Regions from separate parts of the Homo sapiens genome. Here region 2 is linked to region 1. Evidence: chromatin contacts called from ENCODE Hi-C or POLR2A ChIA-PET data. All regions are on one chromosome and are shown on one strand. Each heading gives the region's core, a stretch centred on a gene start or an enhancer-like site at or near the end of the contact. The rest is flanking DNA. Distances are from core to core; before and after follow the strand shown.

The links. Hi-C counts contacts between places; a loop is a spot of excess contacts on that map. ChIA-PET counts read pairs that join two places held with the same protein, here RNA polymerase II (POLR2A). Pooled maps may share reads with other maps.
Region 2: a map of transverse colon shows a loop between it and region 1 (10-fold over the local background). The contact joins the promoter of GLIS2 here to the promoter of MAPK8IP3 in region 1. A Hi-C loop is called at or near these places in 1 of 168 maps with a recorded cell type or tissue (transverse colon) and 1 of 50 pooled maps. POLR2A ChIA-PET finds 5 or more read pairs at or near these places in 1 of 52 experiments (activated CD4-positive, alpha-beta T cell).

Annotation. Positions count from the first base shown.
Region 1 is chr16:1,702,276-1,708,840 of GRCh38, reverse strand. It overlaps MAPK8IP3 (mitogen-activated protein kinase 8 interacting protein 3), which reads right to left and starts at 2,646. Exons shown (of 32, transcript NM_001318852.2): 1 at 2,184-2,646. The coding sequence starts at 2,501. It also overlaps a transcript of JPT2 not described here. RefSeq lists silencers at 2,103-2,152, 2,173-2,282, 2,553-2,892, 3,799-4,093 and an enhancer at 2,451-3,315.
Region 2 is chr16:4,314,103-4,321,525 of GRCh38, reverse strand. GLIS2 (GLIS family zinc finger 2) reads right to left here and starts at 5,459. Exons shown (of 7, transcript NM_032575.3): 1 at 5,272-5,459. RefSeq lists enhancers at 2,897-3,546, 3,547-4,197, 6,319-6,831, 6,832-7,344 and a silencer at 6,624-6,918.

The DNA of each region.
Region 1 (6,565 bases), core at 1,397-3,896:
GCCCTCTTCCTTAGTTGTAAAGCCCTGAGGTCTTTCCAAGGGCGCCCCGTTAGCGTTTAATCATAGCCTCCATGCTGGCCAAGCATTGGCTGGCTTCGGGGCTCGGCTCCCGAAGCTCTCGGTGCAGCTTCTCTAAAGCGCTGGGGCAATGGTGGGTCTCAGACTAAAGGTGATAGCTTTGCAAACCACACGCACACCCGCCAGCTTGGTTCAGCAGGAGCCCTGGGGGAGGGCAGATGCACTCACAGCAGCTTGCATGTGAACCGCACAGAGCTGGGCAGCGCCTATCCTGTGCACAGCTCATTTTTAAGCGGCAAGGTTATAATTCCTAGCCTTAACGTTGTCCATCTTGATTTTCTCCTTTCAGTTCCTTCTCGTCCACTATACTGACCACACAGGTACAAGGTGAAAAAAAGAAACCCACCTGAAATCCAGGTCAGGCCACTGAGTGTGGGAGAGCAGTGGAGGGCGGTGCCCAGCACAGGGGGCAGCCACAGCTCCACAGCTGAGCGAGGGCAGCCCTGGCACTCCAGGCTTCTGGGGAGCAGCCCTCCGGTGCCTGCAGCTGCCTGACATGGAAGCAAGTGCCCAGGCCGGTGTCGGGTTCACTCTGCATCCTGGCTGGGCACTTCTGGGGTGGGTGACCTTGGTTCAGCCCCTCCACTTCTCAGGACAAGTTTCCTTCCCAGTAAAATGCCTATAGTCACCCTGAGCTCCAAAATCCATGAACCTTTGCGTTCCCTTAGGTTGAGAGCTTTAACTCAGCTTTGCTGGAACCGGGGCATTCCAATCAATGCATAACCACCTCGCGACAGACACGAAGCCCAAACGCAATAGAAACCACAGGAAAGGAGGAATGATACAACATACTGTTATGATTTTTATAAACACGCTTTAAACCAAACTAGGCCATAAATCACCTTGGTTTCAGAAAAAGCCAAAATACTGACACAATCTTTTATTTTCCTATTAAAGTCAAGAATGTGTTAAGCCGAATTAATTGAAAAGGAATTGAAGCTCATTTCCTAAGACACTTCTATTCATAAGTCAAACAGCATTACCTAACTCCTAGAATGAGAGAATTTCTGGGCTTGGAGATCGCCTAGTGCAATTCACTCCTTTGATGGAAAATCGAACCCCAGGCAGGCGACAGGCCAAGGTCACAGAGGCAAAGCAGGGATGGGAACCAGCCTCCCTGAACCTGTTTCTGACAAAGGGCGAGGTTCTGGGCCCACACACAGGCAGGCCGAGCTCAGTATCTGACGGTGAATGAATGAAGCTAAGTGGTGCTCCCCACAGGGCCCGGCTCTTGTAACTGCTTCACAGACAAGCGATTTCCAGGTTATGGAGACATCCTAGCACAGAATTAAACGCTTCAAACTCAGACTGTTAACTCCTCAGAAGCCAGAGTGGAGTTTCTCAGCCCTGGCTACATCAGCTAACAATCTCGCCAAGCAAGGAACCAAGGGGGCAAAGACATCACCTCCAGAAACTCGAGTGTTCCTTCTGCTGACAGAGGAGCAGCCCGCCTGCGGCCTTGTTCTGTGTTTACATCAACCACCCAATTCACCCGTGTCACAGACCTTCAAAATACGGGATTAGGGACAAGGGAAAGGTCTCCAACATCATCCACAGACGGCTGCAGCCCCCTAAGAACACCAAAAGATTCCTTTTCTAGATGGGTTTAGAATGGCAGCCAACAGAGGTAGCACTTGGGGTCGGGAAACGGTTTTGACTGAACACACGCACGAAAGCAAAGGCAATTGTCATGCAGAGGTGGGTGGGGAGGGGAGAGTGAGGCCTGGCTTTGAAGCTGAGCTCCCCGGGGATGACGCCAGGCACATCGGGTTTGGGGCTGAAGATTCAGGGCTGGGGGCACGGAGGAGGGGGCCAGGGCCCAGGCCTGGGCGGAAAAGGGGGTCCCCGGGAGTCGGGGTGGGGTCCCGGGGCAGGCGGGGGAGTGCTCTAGGGAGGTGTCTCACGGCGGGCAGAGGGGGTGGGGAAGTCCCGGGGCGGGGGATATGGGGTCCAGGCGGGTCTCGGGGCGGGGTCTGGGGGTCCAGGGGTCCCGCGGTCCGGGGTGCCGGAGCGGGGTCTGGGGTCGGGACGGGTGTTGGGTCCGGGGCCCGGGGCTGGCTGGGGGTCCGGGACGGGGATGCGGGCGGGTCCCGCGGCCCACGCACCTCCTCCGCCTGCCTGCGCAGCGCCTTCTCACGCTCGTACTGGGTGAGCAGCTGCTCGTTGTCCTCGCGCAGCAGCTCCAGCTCCACCTCGTGCTCCTGGTTCTCGCTGAGCACCGAGTCTAGGTTCTCCAGCACGTTCACCACCAGCGGCATGAGCTCCTTGACCACCTCCTCGTCGTAGCAGTGGATGAGGCGCTCGAACTCGCGGTAGATGGAGCCCGCCAGGCCCGACACCCGCTCCGACATCACCGAGCCGGAGCAGTAGTCGTCCTGGTACACCACCACGCCGCCGCCCTCGTCCATCTGGATCTCCATCATCGCGGCCACCGCCGCCGCCAGCGCGGCTCGCTATCCGGCCGGCGCGCCCGGCCCTCCCCAGCTGCCTCAGGTTCCGCAGGCCGCAGCCCGTCGCCTCCCGCAGCTGCTGTCGCCTCAGGGCTCCGCCGCCGCCGCTGCCGAGGCTGCGCCCGTCACTCACTCACCGGAAGTCCCGCCCTCCAGCCGGAGGGGGCGGTGCCCGCGCGTCCCGCCGCAGCCGCGCCGCCAGGGGGCGCAGGGGCCGTGACGTCAGAGGAAGCCGGGCTTCGGGCCGGAAGCGCGGGTGAGCCGGGCAGAGGGAGCTCCCGGCCAGGCCGGTGGGATCCGCGGGGCGGCAGTGGTCGCTTCCCCCAGCGCGCTGTAGCTTGATCATGTCCCCGCAACCGTGGGCTTCCGGTGACCTCGATCCCGTCTCCAGGCTCTGCACACTTCGGCGGACTTAGGTGAAGGCTCAGCGCCTGCGCCTCAATCCCGGCCGCCCTGATGAGCCTCCGTTCCCTACAGCACCGCGCCCCGCTCAGTGCCTCCCCTCTCCTGATGCCTTCCCCGCTCAGCTGGCTCCTCCCGGGATTCTGTGAATGCACCCTCAACGCCCATCTCATCCTGAAACCCAGCAGCGTGGCCTCCTTCCTTTCGCCCACTTCTCCCTACTGCACTGACTGCTTCAGATTTTCTTTTTTTTTTTTTTTTTTGAGATGGAGTCTTGCTCTGTCGCCCAGGCTGGAGTGCGGTGGCGCGATCCTGGCTCACTGCAAGCTCCGCCTTCTGGGTTCAAGTGATTCTTCTCCCTCAGCCTCCGGAGTAGCTGGGATTACAGACCAGCTAATTTTGTATTTTTAGTAGAGACGGGGTTTCGCCATGTTGGCCAGGCTGGTCTCAAATTTCTGATCTCAAGTGATCCGCCCGCCTCGACCTCCCAGAGTGCTGGGATGACAGGCGTGAGCCACCGCGCCAGTCCAGATTTTCGGTTACTTTTCAGCTACGTGCAATCTGTTTAACCCATCCACTGGGTTATTAATTGCACCGATTTTTTTTTTTTTGAGACGGTGTTTCGCTCTTGTCGCCCAGGCTGGAGTGTGATGGCGCGATCTCGGCTCACTGCAACCTTCGCCTCCTGGGTCCAAGCGATTCTCCTGCCTCAGCCTCCTGAGTAGCTGGGACTACAGACACGCGCTATTAACGCCCGGCTCATTTTTTTGTATTTTTAGTAGAGACGGGGTTTCACCATGTTGGCCAGGCTGGTCTTGAACTGCTGACCTCAAGTGATCCACCCGCCTCCCTCGGCGTCCCAAAGTGCTGGGATTACAGGCGTGAGCCACTGCACCCTGCCAATGATTCTGTTTTTGTCCTATTTGATTTCTTATATTCTAGCAGTTTTAATAGGCTCTTATACTTCCAACCACATATTTATCTTTAAGCGTTGGGTGTGCCTCATAACTACAGTATCTGCAGCCCTTGCAGGTCTGATTCTGCATGTCATCCTGGTTGACTCTTGGCCCAGGGTCCCCTTTCCCCCATTCTGAGCCAGTGTCCCCAGGACTTTTGTCTCTGGAAGTACTTGAGGCCTGAACTTAAAATGTGTTGCTCCGTAAGATTTGCACTTTATTTTGCTGGGCAGGGGACACCATGAACCCAAGACTTTGAAACTCAATTTGGGAGCCACACATGTATTGTGAATCCTGATGAAACCACATCAGTGACTATTTAATGCTAATAGAAATGGCCACTTACCGTCTTTCACCTACTGCAATGCTCATCAGTTCAGATCCTCTCATCCTAATCTGATTGCACCGAAACAGTAACTCCCGTAGCTGACACCCTACTGATTTTTTTTGTTGTTCAGTTTTTAGAGGCAGGGTCTCACCCTGTTGCTCAGGCTGGAGGCACTGGCATGATCAGGGCTCACTTGAACTCTTAGGCTCAAGTGATCCCACCTCAGCCTCCTAAGTAGTTGGGTCTACAGGTGTAAGCCACCACTGCTTGGCCAATTTTAAAAACATTTTTGTAGAGACAGAGGTCTCACTGTTACTCTGGCTGGTCTTGAACTCCTGGCCTCAAGCGATCCTCCCCCTTGGCCTCCCAAAGTGCTTAGATGACAGGTGTGAGCCACCATGCCAGGCTCTATTGTGTTTTTCACATTTTCCACTTGCAACATAATTTGCCGTATACATGTTCAACCATCCCACTAAGAGGTTTCATTCAGCCTCAGATTCCAATTTCCTGGGATCCCAAGTGACTTAATTTTGCCAAATCTCCATTTCTTTTCTTTTCTTTTTTTTTTTTTCCTGAGATGGAGTCTCAGTCTGTGGCCCAGGCTGGAGTGCAGTGGCACCATCTCAGCTCACTGTTACTTCCGCCCCCCGTGTTCAAGCCATTCTCCTGCCTCAGCCTCCCGAGTAGCTGGGACTACAGGCATGTGCTACCACGCCTGGCTAATTTTTGTAATTTTTAGTAGAGATGGGGGTTTCACCATACTGGTCAGGCCGGTCTCAAACTCCTGACCTCAGGTGATCCACCCACCTCAGCCTCCCAGTGTTGGGATTACAGGCATGAGCCACCGTGCCTGGCCCCAAATCTCTGTTTCTAAGCCTGCAAAACAGCCTAAAATATCCAGCCTATTAGGAATGTCAGCTAATCCATGAAAGGAGCATGGCGCCATCTCCAGCAAATAACGTGCGATAAAGGTTACGGAGAGTTGTGAGGTTCCATAAAGTGAAAATGATAAGGCTGGGCAAACAGATGTAATCTATAATTCTTCCTGGTGAACAAGTTAGAGCAAGCTTGCATTTTGGGGGATGTTTAAAGCTTCTGCTTTATACCTTTGAGAAACTTGAGCCCTTTGAATTCCTGAGGTAGCACACTACAGTAGGAACAATGCTACCACAGGGAGAGGCCAACAGACTTGGCCATCAACTCAATTGATTAATTATCACTACCATGATTGCACAGATTTGTTACTTTAAGTTGGTTAAAATGAAATTTTAACAAGGTGCTGGATAATTCTTGACACTTATGGAATCATACAACTGGTCTTCTCCTGAAAGTTGGTGCTGAATTAGAACTGCTTACAGCTGGGCATAGTGGCTTACACCAGTAATCCCAGCACTTTGGGAGGCCAAGGAGGGAGGATCGCTTGAATCCAGAAGCTTGAGACCAGCCCGGGCAACATAGTGAAACCCAGACTCTACCAAAAAAAAAAAAAAATCAGCCAGGCGTGGTGGTGCATGCCTGCAGTCCCAGCTACTTGGGAGGCTGAGGTGGGAGGATCACTTGAGCCTGGGAGGTTGAGGCTGCAGTGAGCAGATTGTGCCACTGCACTCCAGCCTGGGTGACAGAATGGCTCTGTCTAAAAAAAAAGAAGAACGAACTTCTAGTAACAGAGGAGTTGACTTCCTTTCAGATTCAGAAATACTATTTGGGATGCAACTTTTTCTCACTAAAATACCTTAAAATGTAAGATGGGCATTAAAATATAAAATGTAAGTTTCTAAAATTCAACTTTAATTTCTAAGTATCTGCCCTGATGCCTGCTAAGAAGCCACACAGTTCCCTGTGATGTTCCTCTCATCTTCATGAGCTGAGTTTGAGAGAGCATCTTTAGATAGCACTTTGTAGCCACACATTACACAGGAGTATTTCAGTGATGATCTTCAAGATGGTCAGGATTATGAGTGCAGAAGAAATTAAGCAGCCAGCACGGGAGGAGGCATCTACACACTCACAGGGTGTGACCTACCAGGTACACCACAAAGATCATATGGCAAAGTTACCTGACATCAAAAGAGCCTGTGTATTCCTGGACAAGGCACGGGGCTCGAGGTGGCAACCCTTCGGGGTCTGTTATTCACACCCTCACCCTGTACCAGGTGGCACCCGCGTCCTTCTAGACTTGGCCACTGCCAGGCCTCTGGAGACGGAGGAGCTGTGACTCCCAGAGGTTCCCATGCTTGCTGGTGGCCTTGGCAGCTGCTAGAAATAGGAAACTTAGCGTGTCATTTCCTAGCCTGGTTCTTGGAACTCGCTCTATACCCTGTGGATGAACAAGTGAAGACGGTGTTTCAGTT
Region 2 (7,423 bases), core at 4,210-6,709, 2.6 Mb before region 1:
TCTTAGGTGGCACAGTGGTACCTGCCCTTCACATATCCCAACACCTGGCACTCCGCGAATGAGTCCGTCTCATTCATGTATTCATTCACTCGACAGACATTCCCGCCTTTACCCCCAAGTGAGGAGGGGAGGGGTAGGTATGGAGGGGTTCGTGCCCAAAGAGGAATGTGACTTGCCCAAGGTCAAGGCTAGAAGCAGGGGCTGGTCTCCTGACATAGATGCCTCTTTCTCCCTGTCCCAGGCAAGGGACCCAGGAACAGAGCTGGACAAGGGTGTGGTGGCCCCTAGGAACCACCCTGGCCAGCTGGGATGGTGGGAAGGGCCCAGATCCCCCCCAGCTCCATCTCCTGCCACGCCCTCCCAGCCCTGGCCCCCAGCCCCAGATAGCTGGGCAAGAGCAGGCCCAGCAGGGCACCGCACACACAGGACTCCAGCCCATGCCCTCCTCCTCAGCCACCCGCCCCTCTCTGCTCGCCTACTCTGGAAGAAAGCAAGTCCAGAAGCCGGGGACAGCCTCCAAAGCCATCGAGGTCCTTTTCCTTCCAAAGGGGAACACCCACTGGCAGGATCTGCCAGGCCTGGTGGCTCCAGGCCCTCGGGGCCCAGTGGCCCTAGAACCAAGCAGGGTGACCACTAGGTGCTCCGGGGGGTGCTGGGGGAGGCCGGGGCTGGCAGGGAGACGAGCACCAGCACAGGGTTGGGGGGACTTCAGAATAGGGAGGACAATGGAGGCCCCTACAGCCTTGCGGGGAGGGGACATCCCAGCTCAGAGTCGGTCTGCCTGGAAGTTGGGGTGGGGAATGGGGGCTCTGGATGAAGGTGGGAGTGGCCCAGGGGAGAACTGGCCCAGGCAGGCCGGGACTTGCTAGACAGCCCCAGGCAGACGATGCAGGGAAGGGGAGAGGCTTCTTCCAGACACGTTGGCCCCCGTCATGCCCTTGCAGTGGACGTGGGGGGCAGGAGTGGAGCTGGGGGGATTCCCAGGCTAAACCGACATTTCAGGGGTCAGGGCCAGACAGCCCCAGACTCCAGTTCCCCTCTGTTCTTCCCCGATTGGGAGTGACCTCGGGCCAAACCCTCAAATGTCTCAGAGCCTCAGTTTCCCCCCACCGGCCTCCGACGACCTCTTGACTACCAGGGTCCAAGCGAGGCTGCCCTGGGAGCGTGCTGTGCCAGCGGTGGGGACCCTCCATGTGACGGGCAGGACTGTTTTCCGGAGGCTCCCGGCCGGGGGCTGACTCAGTCCACTCAGCGGTCTCCTGGGGCCTCTGCTGGCTTCCCACCCGCCCTTGGCCATGACTGGAGGAAGGGGCCAGGGCTGGGTCTCCGTCCCTTCCCCGGCAGCCATCTGCCAAGGCTGGAGTCCGTGTGCACGCACATGTGACACTCACAGGCCGGCCCCTCCCTGCGGTGGGCACTACCTGGCCTCTCAAGCACCGAAGACAAAGGGCACGAGGAGCCCAAGTCACCCGCCCCCCAGCCATCGAACTGGAAGAGTCTCAGCCCCCACCCATCCCCCAGCAGGGGCTGCTGGGGCAGATGGGAAGCCCCCACCCCTCAGCTGGAATCACTTCCCATCTCCATGCCCCCCAGGCCCACTTAGCCTGGCCACCAGCTAACCAGAATCCTCCAGCCCATCTGGGGGAGTGGGGGAGTGGAAGGCGAGTACCCGGCCTCCGTGCCTGCCCAGCCTCACCCAGGGGCTAAGCCGGAGCCAGGAGAGAAACCTGGGTCTCCTCCAGGCTGTGCCCTGCAGACCCTGCCACCATCATCACCATGATCCCTCTCCAGTCCCTGGGATCAAAGCAGTGCCCCCACGCTGGCCCCCCAGCAGAGTACTAGAGGTGCTTGTTGGAAGCGCGGAGTCCCCGCCCCCAGCCACGCCTGACTTAGAATTCACCAGGGTGGGGCGGAGGCGGCCACCTCAGAAACCACTGAGAGGCAGATGTGGCCCGGGAGACTCGCTAGGGCTGTGGTCCCCACACCCAGGGCTGGCAGCAGGCTGGGGCAGGGCGCAAGTTCCCAGAGACGTGAACCCCCAGATACACATCAGGGCCTCAACCCATCTCTGTGGACCCTTTCATAGCCCCTGGGAAGGGAGGCAACTTAGGCAGAGGGTGGAGAGCATCTTTCAGCTGGTCCCACAGATCCCCTAGCCAGCAGGGAGAGGGTCTCTTACTGCTCAATACACAGCCCCGCCAAGCTGGGGATGCCCCCTACCCCTGAGAAGGGCATTTATCTGGGTGAGGGGAAGACCACCCAGGACCTTCCGGGGTTCCCCTGTGGTCTCAGTCACCTGCTGTGAAATAAAGTAACAATTATAGCCATGAGGAGAGGAAGGGATTCAGGGGACACTTTTCTCTGCAGCCACCCCCGCCCCAATTCCACCCAGCACAGGGCCTCTCCCATGGAATCAATTTCCTCCTTAGGTGCCAGAGACCCCTGGGCCTCCCCTTAGAGGCAGGAACCTTCGGAGGCAGCCTCTGGGGCTGGGGGTCAGGCCAGGCGACCCACAAAAGTGCCTCCCCAGGAGCCCCCCCAAGATGCCCCACAAGAGCTCCACATCTGGTCCCCCAGTCACAGCTGTCGCCACCCTCCCTCATCCAGAGATTGCCCCAAACCCTGGCCGGCACTGGCCCTCACCCCCTGGTCCAAGTGGGGAATTCAGATTCCAGGCGAGTGGAGCGGGTGGCTAGAAATACACATGGGAAATTGTTGCCGGGAAAACACATTCTTCCTCCTATATGGCTGCCCAGACCCTGAGAGGATTAGGTGGTGAGAGGACACTCCCACCGCCCGGGGCCAAGGCCAGGCCGGGAAGGAGGGTGGAGGGGAGAGTGGGGGCCTTGGAAATGGGGTCCAGGCCTCCCTCCAGGCCCCAAGAAGGGGCCCTGGGAGACCTTTGTTTTCCCTCCGGCCTGTTCACTCTCAGCCCTCTACTTGTCCTCCCTGCAAGGGGAGTTCAGGCGGGGGAAGAAATCGCTGTGGCTACCCAGTTGCAGCTGGGTTTCTCAGAAACAAAAGCTTTGGGGGGACGCGGTTCACACGATTGTTTGCAATGAGGTTTTGGGATGTCTGTGGCATCCAGTTATTCATCCGGGCTCCACCCTCGGATAATTGAGAGTTGGCTTTTGCTGGATTTACACCCTCTTTCCTCCCCCTGACCCCCCTCCACCCAGGCTTCTCATGGACTCTGGGAGCTCACCTGGTCTGACCCCTTGGTTTCATAGACAAGGCCGGGAGAGGGGAGGAGTCTGACCCAAGGACCACTGGAAGTTGGTGGTGGAGCCAAGACTTGAACCCAGGGCAGGAGACTCCCAGGCCAGGGGCTTTCCCCGGTCACCCTCCAAGCTGTGACTGGGCTCCAGCCAATCCCCAGAAGCCACTGACCCCAAAAGCAGCGGTGCCTGGAAGTGGGGTGACTCACTGTCTGGCTTCCCAGGGCACCCCCTCCCCATTGGTGAGGGAGGGACTGGCAGGTGTCCCTGTGTAGAGAGCCAGGAGCAAGGAGAGAACTCCCCAGGGGGCCTGGGCCAGGGTCACTCAGGGGCCGAAGAGCCCCAGCTGGAGGGATTTAACACCAAAGGTCAAAGGTCACAGACAGGGAAGGGCGGGCAGGCACAGGGGGTCAGCGCTAATGGCAGCTCCGGAAAGGAGGGGGAGGAGGAAAGGCTAAGAAAAACAGGGTTGCTTCCAAGGGGTCCGCACACCCCCCAAAACACCATCCCAAGTCCCTGGCACTGTCTCCTGCTTGGCTGGCTGCAGACAGGGCCAAGTTGAGCTGGAGGTGGGCAGTGAAATGGGCCAGGCTGGAGCTTGGCAAAGGGTGTCCTGGGAGGGGCCTCCCAGGTGCAGCCCCTCCCCCTGTGCAGGCCAGGCCAGCTAGGAGGCCCAGCCTGGGCTCTGGGGAGAAGGAGAAGCAGAGGGGGAGGTCCGAGGTCACCCGGGATGGGTGTGTGGGCTGGGCCTGGACAGCTGTGGCACTGTGGCACCAGAATGGGGCTTGGGGAGGGGTGACCCAAGGGGCCAGTTTCCCCTCCCCTGAGCCCGGGGGCTGGAAGGCCCTCCGAAGCGCAGTGTCTCTGGGCTTCCTCCCCAGCCGCAGGCTGGCCCCACCTTCCCTCCAGGATGCCAGGACACGCAGGATGGCGGCCTACTACCCAGGGTGCCAGCCTCCAAGAACCATGGCCCAGGCCCTTTCCATGGCCCAGACCAAGCCCAGGCCTTGGCCAGGTCCCCAGCCGGCCTGGCTGCCCCCTCAGTGTCAAGCGTTCCCTCCAGAGCCAAGATCCTGGGCTGTGATGGCTGGGGGCCCAGGGCCCCTCCCAGCATCCCTTCCAGCTTCCCAGGCCCCAGGGCAGGGCTGGGCAACTCCTTGAAACCATTGCTTCCCGGCCACCCTCTGGCCAGGCTGGGCGGGCCCTCCTGGACAGGCAGACAGGCTGCACGCTGCCCTGCTGTGGCCCGAGTACCCTGCTGGGCAGGGCAGCATGCCAAGGCCTCCAGGTGCCAGCCTGGATTCCAGCCCCATCCCAGGGGGCCAGCGGGGAAGCTGTGCGTGCTTCTCCTCCCTCGGGATGCACCTGCCTCGCCCCCTCCTCCACCCGCTCCAGACCCGCCCTCCGGCGAGTATGGACCCCTTGCCATCTCCTCCCTGCCAGGCCGGTCGCCTGCGTCCACCCGGACCGCAGGGGAGTAACAAGTGCCTGACTTGTCCCAAACTCCCAGTCCTGACCCCCCAGGGACGCCCCTTCCCGAGGTCCAAGGAAGGACCCGGGCTTGCGAGGGGCAGCAGGAGGGAGACTCTCCCGGCCAAGGGAGGAGGCACCTTCCAAAGCCCTTCCTAGCAGCAGCCCCGGCGCGGCCGAGAGGAGGGGCGGCTGCCCCGGACAACTTCATGCCCAGGCTCCGGGTACCCCCCTCTCACCTCGCCGCACGCCCCCCACCGCGGCCGCCCAACTTCCCAGCTGAAGTTTGCGCCCGCCCCGGGCCCGGGCGCTGCTCGGCCCGGCCTCCAGACGGAGGGAAGGAAGGAGGGAGAAGAAAGACCGAGAGCTCGAGGGACCCGGCCGGGGAGCCGGCGAGGGAGGGAGCGCGCGAGCCAGCGAGCGAGCGAACGCGGGGGCCTCGGCGAGGGCTCACAATGGCCCGGGGCGCGGACGCGAGCGGGGGAGGAGACCCTCGGGCCCCGCAGCCCCGGCGCGACAGGCGGGCCCCCCCCCCCCCGCCCCGGCCCGGTCCCCACGGCGCGACGCCCGGGGGGCTTCCTACCTCAGCGGCGGGGGCGGTCGGGATCCGGGCTGCGGGCTCCGGCGGTCGGGGGGCGCGGGGAGCCGAGCGGGGGAGGGGCCGGGACGGGCGGGGGCCGGGGCGCGAGGCCTCACGGGGCGCGGGCTCCCCTGGCACGGCCGCCCGGCGCCCGGCCGCTCCGCCACATCTGCAGCTCGGGCAGGGAAGGTGGCCGCGGCGGCCGGGCCGTGCGGGGATGTCTTAGAGGGAGGGCGGGCGGGCGGGAGGAGGGAGGAGGGAGGCGGCGGGAGGAGGGCCCGCCGGCCGCGGAGGAGGGCGAGGAGGAGGGGCGCGGGGGGCGGCCTCCACCCCTCCCCTCGCTCGCTCGCTCCCTCCCTCCCAGCAAAACCCCTCTCACCGCTGCGGCCCCAGGCCCGGGGCGCCAGCTGCCAGGCGGGGCGTGCGCGTCGGGGGAGGGGGCGGCGGGAGCCGGCGCTGGGCCGAGGGAGGGGGAAGGGAGGGCGGCGCGGCCGCGGGGAGCGGGCACCGGGAGGGAGGGGTGAGGGAGGGAAGTGGGGCGCCGAGCCGCGCGCGTCCTCCTCGGCCCCATCCTCACGCCACCCCCCCCCCGCGGCCCCGCCCCCGGCCCGAGGGCAGCGCTAGGACACGGCCGGGAGGTGGCCTGGGGGGGCGGGGGAGCCCGAGACGTCCCGCCCTCGGGGAAGCCCGAGGAGGGGGCCGGGCGCGCGGGCCCAGAGGAAAAGCCCCGCAGACCGGGAAGATGGAGGAGGTCGCGGCGGCGGAGCGGGCGGGGACCCCTCGCCTCCTCCCGCGGGGTCACCTTGGCCAGGCCCCCCTGCGGCCCCGGGCGGCGGGGAAGGCGGCAGGAATGCCTCTCTGCGGGCCCTGATTTCTCCGCCCAGCCCAGTTCCAGGAACGCGCAGGCAGCGCCCGGCGGGCAGAGGTCCCGGATCCCGATGCCGGGCGGCGCAAACCAGTTTTCGGGGCCCGGCGCAACCCCTCACGCTGGTGAGACGGCGGGCGACTCCCTGCCGTGCCCTCGGTCTCAGTTTCCCTCACGGTAGAATAACGACGAGGCCCGATGCCGAGCAATCCGAGCTTCCGCTTGGTTCCTAGCTTGGTCCCAGCATTTGGGACCACCTGCGTCCACTAGCCCGAGCGCCGCGGGAGGTCTAGATCCCTCCTGGACATCAGCACCCTGCGCGGCGCCCGCGGCCAGGGCAGCGAGTGCAGTGAGCGGATACACGCGAGGGAGAAGCCCCGCACCCGGCCCAGCTGTTTTCTGCCTCGTGTTGAACCACAGACTCGCGTTCTTGAGTGTGTTTTGTTTGGGCTAATCCCGTGCCCCCCGCCCTGTTATCTTCTTGCTGCTCTGCTGTATGCTGGCAAATTGTAGTTCAAAAAAACAGCCCTCCTGCTGTTGGACACCCCCTCTTCCCAGCGCAGTTGGCCTTGAGGAGCCTAGGAGACGAAAAAGGCATCCCAGAATCAGCATCCCCTAGAGGTGAGGCATCTGACGCTGGTTTTAAGTCCGTCTTCATTCGTGCATTTGATGCTGCGGTCCCCGCCAGAGCCCGAAGCACGTGGCTCTTGATCACAAGGCATCCATGGCAGGCACAAGGCTTGGCACATAGTAGGTGCTCCTGGGCTGGTGCCCAGATGGACACATAGCAGGTGCTCATGGGTTATGTGGACACACAATCGATGCTCATTGCATTTTAAGAGAATGCACACATAGTAGGTGCTCATGGGCTGGTGCCCAGATGGACACATAGCAGGTGCTCATGGGTTATGTGGACACACAATCGATGCTCATTGCATTTTAAGAGAATGCACACATAGTAGGTGCTCAGGACGTTGTGGGTGAATGCACACATAGTAGGTGTGGACTCGTAATGGATGCTCATGTTTTGGTCTAATGAACACATATTAGGTGCTCATGACCTGTTGTGGAAATGGGCACATAGTAGGTGCGCAGGAGCTGTAGGTTGATACCTGGAAGGGATGTAGGAAGGCCGTTTGCCTGGAGCAAAGGCTCGGAAGTTGGCGATTTGGAGGTGACCTCCCCCAGCCTCCACCCTCACCTCACCCCGGTCTCCTGAGTGTGGATAATGTGGAGTGTGGCCGGGTTAAACATTAGCCGGGAGATGGGCCCCGGGGGAAGGCCAGTTTC